3 separate regions of the Homo sapiens genome follow, and regions 1 and 2 are each linked to region 3. A link is a loop called in an ENCODE intact Hi-C map of the cell type or tissue named here. Cell type or tissue: IMR-90. All regions are shown on one strand.

The links. Hi-C counts contacts between places; a loop is a spot of excess contacts. Peaks named below come from ENCODE experiments on the same cell type or tissue, not always from the same donor. Only the 100,000 strongest peaks of a DNase experiment are listed, where the experiment ranks them.
Region 1: it touches region 3 in a loop (6-fold over the local background); 4 of 110 quality-filtered maps call a loop at or near these places.
Region 2: a loop joins it to region 3, with 2.9 times the contacts of the local background. A loop is called at or near these places in 8 of 110 quality-filtered maps.

What each region holds. Positions count from the first base shown.
Region 1 is chr2:30,290,923-30,295,922 of GRCh38, reverse strand. It overlaps LOC102723594 (a long non-coding RNA gene), which reads left to right. Exons shown (of 3, transcript XR_427017.4): 3 at 2,093-2,888. Among named protein-coding and RNA genes, the nearest start is that of LINC01936, 53 kb to the left of the region's middle. RefSeq lists a silencer at 1,434-1,604 and enhancers at 2,098-2,147, 2,318-2,377. In IMR-90, no CTCF peak of the experiment used is centred here; a DNase peak (open chromatin) is centred at 2,432; H3K27ac peaks cover 3,869 bases.
Region 2 is chr2:30,511,661-30,516,660 of GRCh38, reverse strand. All of the region lies in intron 1 of LCLAT1 (lysocardiolipin acyltransferase 1), which reads right to left. Among named protein-coding and RNA genes, the nearest start is that of LCLAT1, 67 kb to the right of the region's middle. RefSeq lists enhancers at 1-264, 265-765. In IMR-90, no CTCF peak of the experiment used is centred here; a DNase peak (open chromatin) is centred at 1,900; H3K27ac peaks cover 599 bases.
Region 3 is chr2:30,704,741-30,709,740 of GRCh38, reverse strand. No RefSeq gene overlaps it. Among named protein-coding and RNA genes, the nearest start is that of CAPN13, 100 kb to the left of the region's middle. In IMR-90, CTCF peaks have their summits at 722 and 2,544 (motif pointing right); a DNase peak (open chromatin) is centred at 2,550; H3K27ac peaks cover 183 bases.

The sequences.
Region 1 (5,000 bases), 410 kb after region 3:
ACTGTCGGGGTTGGGGAGTAGCAAAAGTGACAGTAAGTGTTGACTGTGAAGAGTGATGGGGCTGGGTGACCAGAAGTAGGAAACTGGTTTGGGATATGATGAGCTTTCTCTTCAAATAATCTCATCAATCTTTTATTCTTTAATTCATAGTACCCCCCACGCCCCTGCCTTTTCTCCTTTTCCCCTTTTTGCCTTTGTTAGATGCCCAGGCACGCCACAGTACCAGGCGTTATCAGTACCAGCTCACACTCCTTTCCTTATTTGGAAAGAGGACTCACTTTTTAGCTCACTACAGACACCCCTCCCCCTTCCCCTCCACTTTCTTTTATGTGCCCACCTTATCTAAAAAAATCAAATGTTTAGCCAACCGGGATTAGTTTAGATTGTACGACCTGACCCTGGCCAATAGGGAAAGGGTATAGGGGCAGGACTTGCATCAGGAATAAAGGCTCTTGTGCCCCTTCCTACAGGTGTGCTTTCATGGCGACTGGCCAAGGAGGCACCCCTCTGCGCAGAAGTAAAATTTCTTTGCTAAGAATCCTTTGTTCAAGTGTTCAATTTCCTTAGGATTTTGAGCGTTATTCCTAACACTGGCAGGGATGTATGGTCGGGAAGGAGACATGGGGACCCTGCTGGGGTCTGGGGCCCAGGGGCATTTCTCCACAACTTGAAGGGATTGACCCCAAAAAACCAAGCTCAAGGCACTAAGGGGCTGGAGAACTCATGAGATGGCCCAAACTAAAGGGACACCAGATTGGTCCCCTGGGGCCGGAGGGGCTATGGGGTGAAGGCTTGGTCATGGGAGTCATCTCTAGTGCTTGCCCTAGAACAGAAGATCACAGAGCAGCTTGGATAAAGCTGACTTGGGGTTACAGCCCTAGAACCAGGACGGACCTCATAGCCAGGAGCGGTGGTTCGAGGCCTGCAGAGGCCCAGGGTCCCTGCTGGGGAATGGAGTGAGGGAGTGAGGCAGGGATCTGGGGATGACAGGACACAGCCAGCATTGAGGAATGCCTTGTGTTGTAGGAGCCGGGGAGTGCGACATTGGAGTGGGACATTACTAGCTGTATGGCCTGTACAAGGGCCCACACCTTCCTCCCCTTGTCCAGGTCTCCTATCTATAGAATGGGGGTGAGAAAACCAATCTCTAAAGTTTCTTGCTTGGTTGGGCATGGTGGCTTACACCTGTAATCCCAGCACTTTGGGAGGCCAAGGGGAGAGGATTGCTTGAGCCCAGGGTTTCGAGACCAGCCTGGGCAACAGAGTGAGACCATGTCTCAATAAAAAATAAAAATAAAAAAAGTTTCTTATGAGAATTAAATGACAATAACACACAAAGTGCCTAATACATAGTGGGTGTTGGGAGGAAAAGGGGTCTAATTTGTTCAATTGTCATCTGCCATGGAGGTAGAAGGAAAAGTGTAGGCCAGAGGTTATCAAACTTGGCTGAAAATCACAATCAACTGGGGGGCTTGTCAACCCAGTTTGCCATTGCCCGCCCCTGGAATTTCTGTCTGTAGCTCTGGGTGGGTCCTGAGATCATTTCTAACAAGTTTCTACTGCTGCCGCTGCTGCTGCTGCTGGCCTGAAGACCACATTCTGAGAACCCCTGATGTAAATACGAAGAGGGTCAGCCCACTTTTGAGTGGCGGAAAATTGTGGTTCTACCACTTTCTAGTTCTGGGGCCTTGAACAATTTACTTAACTTCATTGTGGCTTAGTTTCTTCACTTATAAAATAAAGATAATTGTGCCTTGGGATTATCGTAGGGTGTTATAAAGATGAAATGAGTTAACAAATGTGTAAATGGTTTGGAAGAGTATCCGATAAAATGTAAACACTCAAAAATGTTAGCTCTTAGTATATGGTAGGCCCTTGAAAAATACATTATCTCAATTGTCAAAAGATCAGCAGCAGCAGTTAATATTATCATCTCCATTTTACGGCTGAAGAAGTGTAAGCTCAGAAAGATGAGATCTACTATGCAACTAGGGAACCCAGGCTGCCATCTGAACCCAGATCTTCCAGCTCCATAGTTAGGGCTGTTACAAATCAAGTCTCACTGCTTCCTTCCTCTTTTTTTTCCTTTAAGCTCTGAGAGTGGATGATTCGGCCCTTAAGCCTGAGAGGCTGAGAGTGGGTAGGGCTCAGTGCCTGGAGCAGGGAAGAGTGGAGGAGGAAGCTCAGGAGGAAGTTTGCCTGGGAACCTGGCACAAATGTTACTCAGGATGCACAGTGGGGATATTTTCGTGTGTTCAGAGGGCAGATATGCGGATGACTCAACGTTTTGCCCACGTAGTGCCTCTTGTTGCTTGGCTGCCTTAGCTGATTGAAGTCATCAGTGGATAATGTAGCAGGTGCAAATGAATTGGCTACTGATGGTTTATACAACCCTGGAGGACGCCCCTACTCTCGGCCTAATATGGACAGAAAATACAGTTATTGGACTACAGCATCAAAATACTACAGCCCTGTGGACGATGAATCAGAGCATCTCCCTCACCCACAGAGACCACAGTGTTCCACAAGAAGGGAAGATCTGCAGTAGCAATTCCTGCGGCGGGGGGAGGCTTCGTGTCTCCCCGTCCTAATTGCTGTCAGTTGCCCTGCACTGAGTGCTCACGAACAAGGAAGGAGGCACTGCGTGTGGTCATCCCAACTCCTCACAGCTGCTGAAGAGAAAACTCTCATCCATATATGGTGTTCAATGGGTTTATATGTTGATGACTCCCATCATGTATTTGCAGCCCAAATTCTGACTCTTCTGTCCTCTGTCTAGAAGATATATCTATCTATGTGTCCTTTACACTCCCTGGATTCACCATGGCCAAACCTCCTTTGAGATGAAGTCTCAATCTGTTGCCCAGGCTGTAGTGCAGTGGCGGGATCTCGGCTCATTGCAATCTCTGCTTCCCAGGTTCAAGTGATTCTTGTGCCTCAGCCTTCTGAGTAGCTGGGATTGCAGGCATGCGCCACCATGCTGGGCTAATTTTTTTTTTTTTTTTTTTTTTTTGACGTGGAGTCTCACTCCTGTCACCCAGGCTGGAGTGCAATGGTATGATCTCGGCTCACAGCAACCTCCACCTCCTGGGTTCAAGCGATTCTCCTGCCTTAGCCTCCCAAGTAGCTGGGATTACAGGCGCCTGCCACCATGCCTGGCTAATTTTTGTATTTTTAGTAGAGATGGGGTTTCACCATGTTGGCCAGGATGGGAGAACTAACCTCAGGCAATCTGCCCACCTCGGCCTCTCAAAGTGCTGGGATTATAGGTGTGAGCAACCGTGCCCTGCCTAATTTTTGTATTTTTAGTAGAGATGAAGTTTCGCCATGTTGGCCAGGCTGGTCTTGAACTGAGCTCCTGACCTCAAGTGATCCGCCCCCTCTCAGCCTCCCAAAGTGTTAGGATTACAGGTGTGAGCCACCACACCTGGCCCAATGTTCCCTTTACTATCCTCTTCCCTCAAACTTTGCTCTTTCTCTGTCCCCACTGTCTCACTTGGTGGTAGCAGCCACTAAGTACCCAATCCAGAGGCTCTGAGAAGACGCTAGGTGTACCTTTTTTTTTTTTTTGAGACAGCTTCTCACTTTGTCACCCAGGCTGGAGTGCAGTGGTGAAGTCATGGCTCACTGCAGCCTCAATCTCCCGAGCTCTGGTGATCTTCCCACCTTAGTCTCCTGAGTAGCTGGGACTACAAGTGCACACCACCACGCCCAGCTAGTTTGTTGCATTTTTTTGTAGAGACAGGGTCTCACTGTATTGCCCAGGCTGGTCTTGAACTCTTGTGCTCAAGTGATCTGTCCACCTCAGCCTCCCAAAGTGCTGGGATTTCAGTTGTAAGCCACCTGGCCTGAGATTTACTTTTTAATTTTAATTAATAGACTATTTTTCAAGAGCAGTTTTAGGTTTATGAAAAATTGAGAAGATGCTGGGCGTGGTGGCTCACGCCTGTAATCCCAGCACTTTGGGAGGCTGAGGCGGGTGGATCACCTGAGGTCAGGAGTTCGAGACCAGCCTGACCGATATGGTTAAACCCCGTCTCTACTAAAAATACAAAAACTAGCTGGGAGTGGGGACAGGTGCCTGTAGTCCCAGCTACTGGGGAGGCTGAGACAGGAGAATTGCTTGAACCCGGGAGGCAGAGGTTGCAGTGAGCCGAGATCATGCCACTGCACTCCAGCCTGGGCGATAGAGCAAGACTCCATCTCAAAAAAAAAACAAACAAACAAAAATTGAGAAGAAAGTATCAATAGCCATATCCCTCCTCCCCACTAGTTTCCCTTATTATTAACCCCTTGGATGAGTATGGTTCATTTGAGTTTGTTACAATTGATAAACCAATATGGACACATTTTTATTAACTGAAGTCTGTATTTACATTAGGGCTCACTCTTTGTGTTGTACTGTTTGTTTGTTTGTTTGTTTGTTTGTTTGTTTGTTGAGATGGAGTCTCGCTCTGTCTCCCAGGCTGGAGTGCAGTGGCACGATCTTGGCTCACTGCAAAGTCCACCTCCCAGGTTCAAGCAATTCCCCTACCTCAGCCTCCCAAGTAACTTGGATTAGAGGCACCCACCACCACACCTAGCTAATTTTTGTATTTTTAGTAGAAACAGGGTTTTGCCATATTGGCCAGGCTAGTCTCGAACTCCTGACCTCAGGTGATCTGCCCACTTCGGCCTCCCAAAGTGCTGGGATTACAGGTGTGAGCCAACATGCCTGGCCTTGTGTTGTACATTCTACATATAGGTTTTGAGAGACATTCTGTATGTTATTGTAATGGTGGGTATATTTAATGCCAAGTTTGTTCCTAAAGCAGATAGTGGCCTTGTAGTGGGGTACACATAGTGTGTCCCCCGAGAAGAGGAGCACTCAGAACATATTTGTCAGTCCCTTCCATCCTTTCTCCCTCTGCCTCAAGGAACACCTACTACCCCAGGTTTGGTTCCTGGTTGGCCCTGACCCCGGCTTGCCTGTGTCAGATGGGAGCTGCCTGTGGTTTGTA
Region 2 (5,000 bases), 190 kb after region 3:
TGCTCCCAAGATAGCAGCAAGCCTTTTGCTCTCTGACCTGGGGTTCTTGGCCTCAAGGATTCCAAGGAATGGAACCTTGGGCCACGAGGGGAGTGTTATAGCTCTGTTAGAAGCCGTGGGTCACAGAACAGAACCGTGGAACCCAGCGACTAGTGTTCAGCTCTACTAGGATGAATGCATGCACTTAGCCGCGCAGAAACAATGGCAAGCCTCTAGCCTGATCAGGAGCGGCAATGGGCGCCTTGCTGCATCAGAAGCGCAGCAGACACCTTGCCGGATCCAGAGCGGTGAAAGTCAATGGCGGGTCTGCGACGGCGACGTTCAGCAGTGGTGGACGGCGAGTGAAAGCTCAGCTTGAGCCCTAACAAACATGGACCAGAAGAGTGTGCAGTTGCAAGATTTAATAGAGTGAAAACAAAGCTCCCATACAATGGGAGGGGATCCAAAGGGGGTTGCCACTGCCAGTTCGAATACCTAGGTTTATATCCTGATAGTTGTCCCTCCCCCTGTGCTCTCAGGCGATAGATGACTATTTCTTTACCTCCTGCTTTTAGCTTAACGGGTATTTTAGTGAGCTCTCTGTTACCTGATTGGTCAGGTGTGAGCTGAGTTACAAGCCCCATATTTAAAGGTGGATACAGTCACCTTCCCCAGCTAGGGTTAGGAATTCTTAGTCGGCCTAGGAAATCCAGCTAGTCCTGTCTCTCATTACTATCCCTCAATACCTAACGTAATGTATAGCACACCAAAACTTGGGGAAGGGCAAGGAATGGGAGTTGCCAGCTTCTGCTGGAAGAAAATTGGGTTAAATAACTGACAAATTAAATATTTAATCTTTAAAAACCCTTTAAAATAAAAAACGCCATGATTGAAAAGTAATTAAAAACACTGCAATTTAGTATCATGTTTTGTGCATTCTTTGTATAATACTGATACTGTTTTTAAAAAGACATTTGAAAACTAAGTGCAGTTTTAAAAGGGCATATAACATTTTATTGACAAATAACAGAGATAGAGAAGTGAACTGTAGATAATCCTGAAAAACTATGCCTACTTCAAGTGTAACCTAACAAGTTTTTCCAAATGACCACTTTCCTTTCAGCGAATTAACAACAATCTTAATAACCTCACTAATAACTGTGTACGTTATTCTTTAAGTTAACATATGACAGTGTGGGAGGACACTCCCTGACAAAGATTAATGGACTCCATTAAGGATACCTATAGTTCCTTGCTCAGGAAGGAAACATTTTCATAGAATCTCCTTAGTTATTTTATTCACATAACAAGTCAAGTGTTAGCAACTAGCGTTACTCTCAGAGTCTAATGGGGAAGCTAAGTACGAAAATAAATGATTGCAATTCACTGTGATACATGCTGTAATAGAGGGATAGGAGGTATGCAACAGGTGTTAAGGGTAGATCAAAGTAGACAAGATGAACTCTGCTAACAGGGATTAAAGAAGGCTTTAGACTCTTGGAGGAAAAGTGGTTGTGGGAGGGGAGAGAATACTCCAGGCAATAACCTACAGAGTCACAGAAATTTGAAACAGCATGGCTTAATCAGAAAACTTTTTAAACTCATATTACTGAGGTATAGGTATACAATGGGGGCAGTGGGGGAGCGGGGGTTACAACAACATAGGCCTGAGGGAGAAAGTACACACACCCAGGCCAGGATGGCCAAGAAAACCACATTTGCCAGGTCACTAGGGGTGGAGGAAAAATATCTAAGGCATATGAGTCATGTTTTAGGATAAATGTTAAAAGTGAAATGTATATAAACGTTTCAAAAGTGAAATGTATATAAACATGAACTCAATCAGTATACAGATTGATTTTGTTAAGAGCCTGCTCTGGATCCAAACAGAGAGTGCATGGGACTTGTTGGCAAAAATCCCAGGACTGACAGACGCTGGTATCACAGAGGTCTGTGATGCAGCTCCAACACTCAACAGCCAGAGGATCACAACCACATTACTTAACCTGGACACCTCACTTATAAAGTTAGGAGGTTAGGGGAAAACCTCTCTGGGGCCTCTACTAACACAGAAATTCTAAATATAGGCTACCTTTTGACCACCGAATACCTATCAGGAACTTTACAGAGGGCTCTTGGTATTTACATATTTAACATCTAGAGATTCAACTATTCATGAATAATCCAAAGGTCATAACATGGAAGTAATCTGCTGAAACTCAAAACTGAATTGTGAACACTGCAAGGCTGATGTCAAAAAACAAACCATTTAGGTAGTAATTAATGACTCTGGCCAACTGTCTAGTATCCTAATCTCAAAAAGCCTTTATTCTGTTCTACTTACTTCATAAGCACTTCTTGGGGGAAGTGATATGCTACAATAGATTTGTAAATGTGAAGGTTCAAAAGGACCTTGTTATGTCCCTTGACAATGTCAAGTATGTCCTAAAATAGGCACTTTACATTCTCACCTCATCCAAACAAAAGCCTCAAAAGCAAGTTGCTGATTTATCAGTAGTACTTACAAGTAAAGGAATGAAAGATTTAGTTCCATTAACGAGTCCCTGACACTGTTTATATTGAGAGAGCTAAGAGAACCTATAACCAAGGAGATTCTCAGAAAATGCAGTTGTGAGCCCCCAAAATTTGAGACAGGTCTCAGTTAATTTAGAAAGTTTATTTTACCAAGGTTGAGAACAGGCACCCGTGACACAGCCTCAGGAGGTCCTGAAGGCACGTGCCCAAGGTGGTCAGACCACAGTTTGGTTTTATACATTTTAGAGAGACATGAGACATCAATCAACACATGTAAGATGAACATTTGGTTCTATCTGGAAAGGCGGGACAACTCGAAGCAGGGAGGGGGCTTCCAGGTCATAGGTAGATAAGAGACAAATGGTTGCATTCTTTTGAGTTTCTGATTAGCCCCTCCACAGAAGGCAAGCAGATATGTATTTATCTCAGTTAGCAGAGGGGTGACTACGAATAGAATGGGAAGCAGGTTTGCTCTAAGCAGTTCCCAGCTTGACCTCTTCCTTTAGCTTAGTGATTTGGGGGGCCCAAGATATTTTCTTTTCACAGAGAAAAGAATCCAAAACTGCAGAGAGTTTAAAGGCCAAAAAGTAAATAATGAATAATAAAAGCATATAATGAATTAAGCATATTGTTTAAGCAAATGCAAACTCATTCATTCATGAGACTAGGGGTCAATAAAGTACACACAAAACCACTCAACTACATTATACTAAAGTTGCACTTCTTGCATTTTTTACTCTAGTAACTAGGGAACCCTAGAAATTCCCCATTTTTTCCAAAAATGCAGGAAAATGAAAATTAACTTGTGCTGACTTATATATACATATATTTATTGATATTTATATATTTAAATACATATAGTTAAATGTAGCAAACAGTATATTTATATATAACTACACATTAATAATTAATCTAAACTCAGTTTAGATTCAACAAATTTTCCAGTGAAAAACCCTAACACATCTTTTGTGAAATATGTTCATTAGTAATCAGTAAAATATAAATTAAAGTACCATTTTCCTTCTATCTCATTAGAAAAACTGAAAATATTCACAATATTTAACATTAGCAGGGCTATAGATACAAATGTATTTTTCTATCCTGCTACTAAGACTGTAAATTAAGTACCACCCTTTAAGTTAGTAATAAGGCAGTACTTGTCAAGACAGAAATGTGCATTTTTAATTAATAATTATATTTCAAGAACTCTATCACGCAGAAATATTTATAGGAGTACACAGAGAAATGGATACAACATTGTTCATGTAAGTATAATTTGTAATAATAAACAGTGGGCAATAATAAAGCCTACCAATAAGAGAAGGGGGAACATTTATTTTAACATTTATTATGAAATACTAAGCAGGCATTCAAGAGAATAAGGAAACTCACATCATCTGATATGACTGGGTATCCTTGACATTCAGTAAATAAAACCGATTGCAAAATATAATAGATGGCATGATCCCATTTTTGCCTTAAGCCAAATTTTTTAAAAATGTGTACATCTATGTATATTTGTGTATGTGAGTACATGTATTTCTAGGTGTATTAATAGGTCTGATTTCAACAGAGGGGCATAGTAAACTCAAGATTATGCCACAAAGAGGCTATCTGGAGATAAATATCCTCTCCTTAATCTCCATCCACCCTTTTATCTCCTTCGAGGGCTTCCTTCCCCTTGACCTCACCCAACTGGAAATAAGAGAAAAGTGTGCCCCCTGGGTCTCTTGAGGCAGACAAAAGAAAAGAATGGAGAGCGTGTCCAGAGGGCAAAGAGAAGACATCCAGCAGAACAATATCAACATAAGGAAAATGAGGAGTTACAAAGCATTATCTAGAATATGATAACCTTTTATATATACATTATACAGTGGTTAATTTTTTCTATTTTTGCTTACATAAATTTATTAATTTTGATAAAAACAAATGTGTCATGAAATAAAATAAGAATTCCAAAAAACTAAAAACAAAACTAAAAAGGTCTGAAGAGTTTCATATTAAGATGAAATATCTAATTGTGCTCTCTCAAAAAACACACTAAAAATCCCACACCTACAAAGAATAACCAAAAAAAGAACAACATTTTAAAAGCTGGAAAGCAGAAAGCCAAATGTTGACTATCCTGGCTGACCTGCAAAGACAAAGTGTAAGCCAGCAGAGGAAAAAGTTGAAAACAAACCCACAGAATCCTCCTAAGGCCTAGGAGGCGGAAGCATCAGGTACTGCTGGATGCAAATGGAGATGAATGGCAGTTTGCCAAAATAAAGAGGATTAGGTAATGAGTGAGGGGCAGGTGGATTCCTAGATTCCCTTCTCTCTCTGCACCTCTGGGTAACTGTCCCTCTCCTACCGCAGCATAAACTTGCATGTCTATTCTCTAGAGAAGGTAAAACAGAGTTTCCCAATTAGGAAATGCACAGTTTAGGGCATGGTCACCACTCTAAGAACAGTGGGATTAAGTGACCATATACATGCTGAATCCT
Region 3 (5,000 bases):
GCACCTCAAAAGCAGCAGCTCTGCCTTGCCCAGGTTGATCTCCAGGGGCCAGCTTGCGCCTGTTGCCTCGCGAGCCCTCAGTAGGAAGCTGTGTGGCCTGTCCAAAAATATGCCTAAAGGAGCTGCCAGGCAAGAGGCCAGGAGGTCCTGGAGCCTAGTTCTCCCGTTTCCCAGCCTGACAAATATGAATCAATTTTACCTCTGTTGGAGCCACTGGAACTTCATCACCCATTAAGCAGACCCATGTGCCCTATTTGATTTTCATTTGGGAAACCAGGTACAATATTGACATTTCCATGGGGTCCTGGGGCCGAGAGAGCTTGTTAGCATGAAGCCTTTCCTCCACCCATCAAGGCTCCATCCCTGCCACCTACCTCCCAGCTGTTCAACCCTGACCCTAACCTCGGGGCCTAGCTGCTCTCCTCTGTCAAGTGGGCATTTTAAAATACTACCACTTGTCCAAACCCACAGATTGTACGTCACCAAGAGTGAAGAAAAACCTTCGGACTGTGAGTGATCATGCTGTATAGACATAGACTCACTGATTTTATCACATGTGCCACTCTGGTGTGGGATGCTGGCCACGGGGAGGCTGTGCATATGTGGGGGCAGAGGGTATACAGGAACTCTCTGTACTTTCTGCTCAGCCTTGCTGTGAACCTAAAACCGTTTTGAAAAAATCAAGTGTATCTAAAAGGCAGGGAGTTGGGAATACTGCCTCTTGAGGTTGCTGTGAGAATTGAATAAGATAATGTCAATGCACCCAGCGCGGTCTTTGGTGCACAGTGTGGTCCATGGTAGCTGAATGAGGGGCTATCACCCTCCTGAAACCCAGGAGGAGGCTGAGGGCAGTGACAGATGCTCACTTCTAGCACATCTCATCTCCTCCGGGGTGGGGATAGGTGAAAGAACTGAGGACCAGATGATCTTGCTAGTACTCAGGAGATAGGGCAGCAAAGATGACTCAAGAAAGAATAACAGGCCCAGGCCTAGGATCAGCCCCTCCCTCCCTCTCTAGCAGACAGATCTTCTCAGAGCCGACAGATCTTCTCAGAGCCAACAGAAGAAATGGGAGAGGACTTGGCTATTTGGCAAAAGCACAAATCTGGCTGGGCTATGCCCCGGCTCTCAAGTCCTCATCTGCTCCACAATGATCTCACCAGGCACACTGGCCTCTCCTCCCACTGGGTGGACCCTGCAGCCATTATGGGTGCCATTCAGCCGAGCAGGAAGAGAACAGGCTGGTGTCTGCAGACCTGCATTTCAGGCCCCATTCTGTGGCTGTGTGACTTTGAGAACATCTCTCCCTTCTCTGTGCCTCTGTTTCCCCAGGCCAGCTTTTCTCTCTTCCTTCACTGAATATGTCACTGAGTGCTATCCTTGAGCCAGATAATCCCTGAGGGTCCTTTCAATGTGATATGATTTTTTTTGTTTTTGTTTTTGTTTTTGTTTTTTGAGACGGTGTCTCACTCTGTCGCCCAGGCTGGAGTGCACTAGCATGATCTCGGCTCATTGCAAGCTCCGCCTCCCGAGTTCACGCCATTCTCCTGCCTCAGCCTCCTGAGTAACTGGGATTACAGGCGCCCGCTACCATGCCCAGCTAATTTTTTGTATTTTTAGTAGAGATGCGGTTTCACCGTGTTAGCCACGATGGTCTCGATCTCCTGACCTTGTGATCCGCCCGCCTCAGCCTCCCAAAGTGCTGGGATTACAGGCGTGAGCCACCGTGCATGGCTAAAATAATATATTTTAAATGCATTGGAGAAATATAAAACATGCAGACACGAAATATACAGATAAAAATGGAAATGTTTTCTTAATCATGGGAGATGGCACTTTTCCTCCTGAGTTCTGCCTGCGAATCTACATTTCTATAGACTTTGTGAACATGAATGTTTGCTTGGAAAGTGCCTGGATAGCTTTGAAGTCTGCAAGGCTGTGATCTTGCCCTCAGGATCTGGCTGATACTGGTCAATCACCTGCCTCCTTGCAAAAGGAGGGTAGCATGAAGCCGGGACAAACATGGATACTTCCTGGACCACAGCTCTTGAGTTCCCTTGAACTTCCCTCCACAGCCACACCTGTTCTCCCTGCCAGACCCGTCCCCTGGCCCAGAGCCTGTTGAGGAACCAGATCTCTGGGGGAGGCACAGGATGTGGAGGGACATGTATGAGTTTTGGCTTCAAACAGATATAATTTCAATCTTAGCTCTGCCATTGACTTGCTGTGTGACCTTGGGAAGTAACTTACCGTCTCTGAACCTTGTTGCCCTGTATCTATTTAGCAGAGAGAATAAATCTCTCTCTGACAGGGTCGTTGTAAGTATTATATAGAATGACACAGGTCATGTCTCTGGCCACATAAATAGCTGAGCCACTTTATTTAACAAGATAGTTGGAATCTCGTCCTTGGATGAGATAAACCGTATAAAGCGTTAGGTCGTGCCTAGGTAAGAACTTGCCTCTATTGGCTACTATCATCATCATCATGTTGCTCATTTTCATCACCATCTCTATCATTGTATTCCCTTCCCTGTGACCTCCAGGTGGCAGCATGGGGCCATGGAGCCACAGCCCTCCTCCTCAGGCTGTCACTTCAAAACTGTGAGCGGGCAGGACCCTTGGGTGACACTCCTTGGGTGACACTAACCTGAGCTGTCACCATGATAGCCAAGTGAGGAGCACTTAAACACCTTATTTTCATCCTTAGGACCTTCTGCAGGAAACAGTTATCCACATCGTATATGGATGAAAGGTGGGCTCGGGTGGGAGGAGCCACTAGTGGGAGTGGAGCCAGGAATCAAAGCCAGTCTCCACTACCTGCCGGCTGGGGCACCTGCCCACTGCGCTGGAGCCTCCGAGTGGGTTCCAGCATCTCACCTGGCAGGTAGGAAAGTGAGGCCAAGGGGCGAGGGGACTAGCCCCAGGATCGGGCTCCTAGGAAGGGCTCCTTCCCACAGAGCCCAGTCTCCGGGAGTGGCTCGTCAGCCACGGCCCCAGCACTGACTTGAGCCTCAGCCTGGGCTCCCTGGAGGGTCTTGGCAACCTCAGGGAAGCATCCCATGACTTGTCTCTTTCTGCCTTGCCCAGTGGGACCTCTTCTGATCCCCAAGTAATCTTTGCTACCAGGAACCAAAGTGATTTGTGGAAACTTCCTCCAAATCCCCAGCTAATCCTCTTCTTTTAGTGAGGTCCTTTAGCAATCACATTTGCTGCTTGGTGACCTCTAATCCCCTTATTCTCAAAGGTCCCTGGGGAGGCACATGTGCAGATGTGTGTCCCTGCTGGGGCCTCTTGAGCTGGTCCAGGCCAGAGCAGCATGTCTGTGACCACCAGCTTGTCCCACTCAACTTTGATCTGCTTTCCTCCCTCCTAGGGGTCTCACTTTAAAGTTGGCCAGGGAGAGGCCTTAGGTCTGTGCCCAGTGGTCTCTGGATAGGGCTTGCTGGCCATCAGCTGAGAAGCCCCAGTCCCCTGGCGTCTCCATGCTGATTGACTCTCAGAGGGATCCTCATATTTGAAGTTAGGGCCTCAGTTTCCTCCTCTCTTAAACAGGGATAACATTAGTCGTACCTCGAAGGCATGCAATGAGGAGTTACCAAGGTAATATATCCAATGAGGTTAAAGAAATCAGAATCAGTTAGCTATGTTACCTAGAGTATCTACCTGCCACCCCCACCCCTCAAGGACTCCGATCTCACCCGCCTCTAAAGGGGTCACCCCAGGGTACGCAGTTGCTCACAAAGGCTGAGAGATGTGATGGGGGGCAGTTCTTCAGCAAGCCGAGCCCACTGTGGGCTTTGCAGGTTCTGGGGACTCCCTGTCCCTCAACAATTCTGACTGGGAAGGGGTCCAAGAACCTGGAGCTGTAAGAAGGTGCGCTGAACAGAGGAGAGATTCGAGATATGGCTACACAGGGCCAGGGAGGCAGGAGCTGGGGAGGGGTGGCATCTGCCTCCCAGCCAGAACAGAGAGGGTGGTCCCAGCAGTGCCCAGGCAGTGGGGGAAGCCACAGCCTCAGGCGGGTGGCAGGGGAGAAGCAGAGGGGCTGGGTAAGGTAACTCTGTAAACTGGGGTAATTTATTTAATCTTTGAGCACAGTTACAGTATATATTTTGTGACCCACAAATCAGCAGGGTTCCCACTGCCCCCAAGAATGAGATAAGATTGGCTCTAGCACCCTGTGAGAGTTCAAGTTCAGGTCCCTCTCGGGGATTTATGCCGGTGCCCTGGCCTCCTGCCCCTGAGCTCTCTCCTCCTCCCCTCCGAACTCTGTAGCTGCTCTCTTATCTCTTCCTAGGTGTTGGCCTGATCATGAAATCCTTTTTCCTTTCCTACGGCCATGCTACACTGGGAAAAAAATGAAAACAAAACTCACCCTCTCCAGGATAGATGGTTCCAGGCCTTTTCTGGGATCATGCTTTGCTTAGGCCAAAGCTCAGGACCTCATCCTGGTCATCGAGGAGCTGCCCCTCCTAGGGACACACAAGCACATCCTTCTCCAGCTGCACTGTGAGATTACGTCCCAGAGACGGTTACCTGAGTGTGTGTCCTGGCAGCTTGTGTGTCAGATACACAAGGCCATGGCTTCAATTTCCTCAGAAATGTGTCATAATGAATGTGACCGACATCTTTCTCCTCTCTCAGCCTAGAAATCCTCAGCACTCTATTCCCTGGAGTTCCTCTAAGGAAACTGACATGCAAGGAGGCAAGGAATGGGGTCTTTCTCCCTAATCAGCTATCAAAAGTGATTTAAAAATGCATTGCCTTCAATCAATAATTTTCTATTTAAATATAACAGAAACATTTTGCTCACAATAAAACTTTATGCGGGAACTCCAATACATATTTAAAAAGTGAAAACAGAACTGCTTGGCTGAATCTGGGAGAGGCAGAGGGAATGATAATGCCTGCTCCTGGGCTTGTCTCTCCCAAACCCCATGGGAATCTCTGAGGCATTCTGGGCTCTGGAGAACAGAAAGAGAAATAAAAACTGTATCT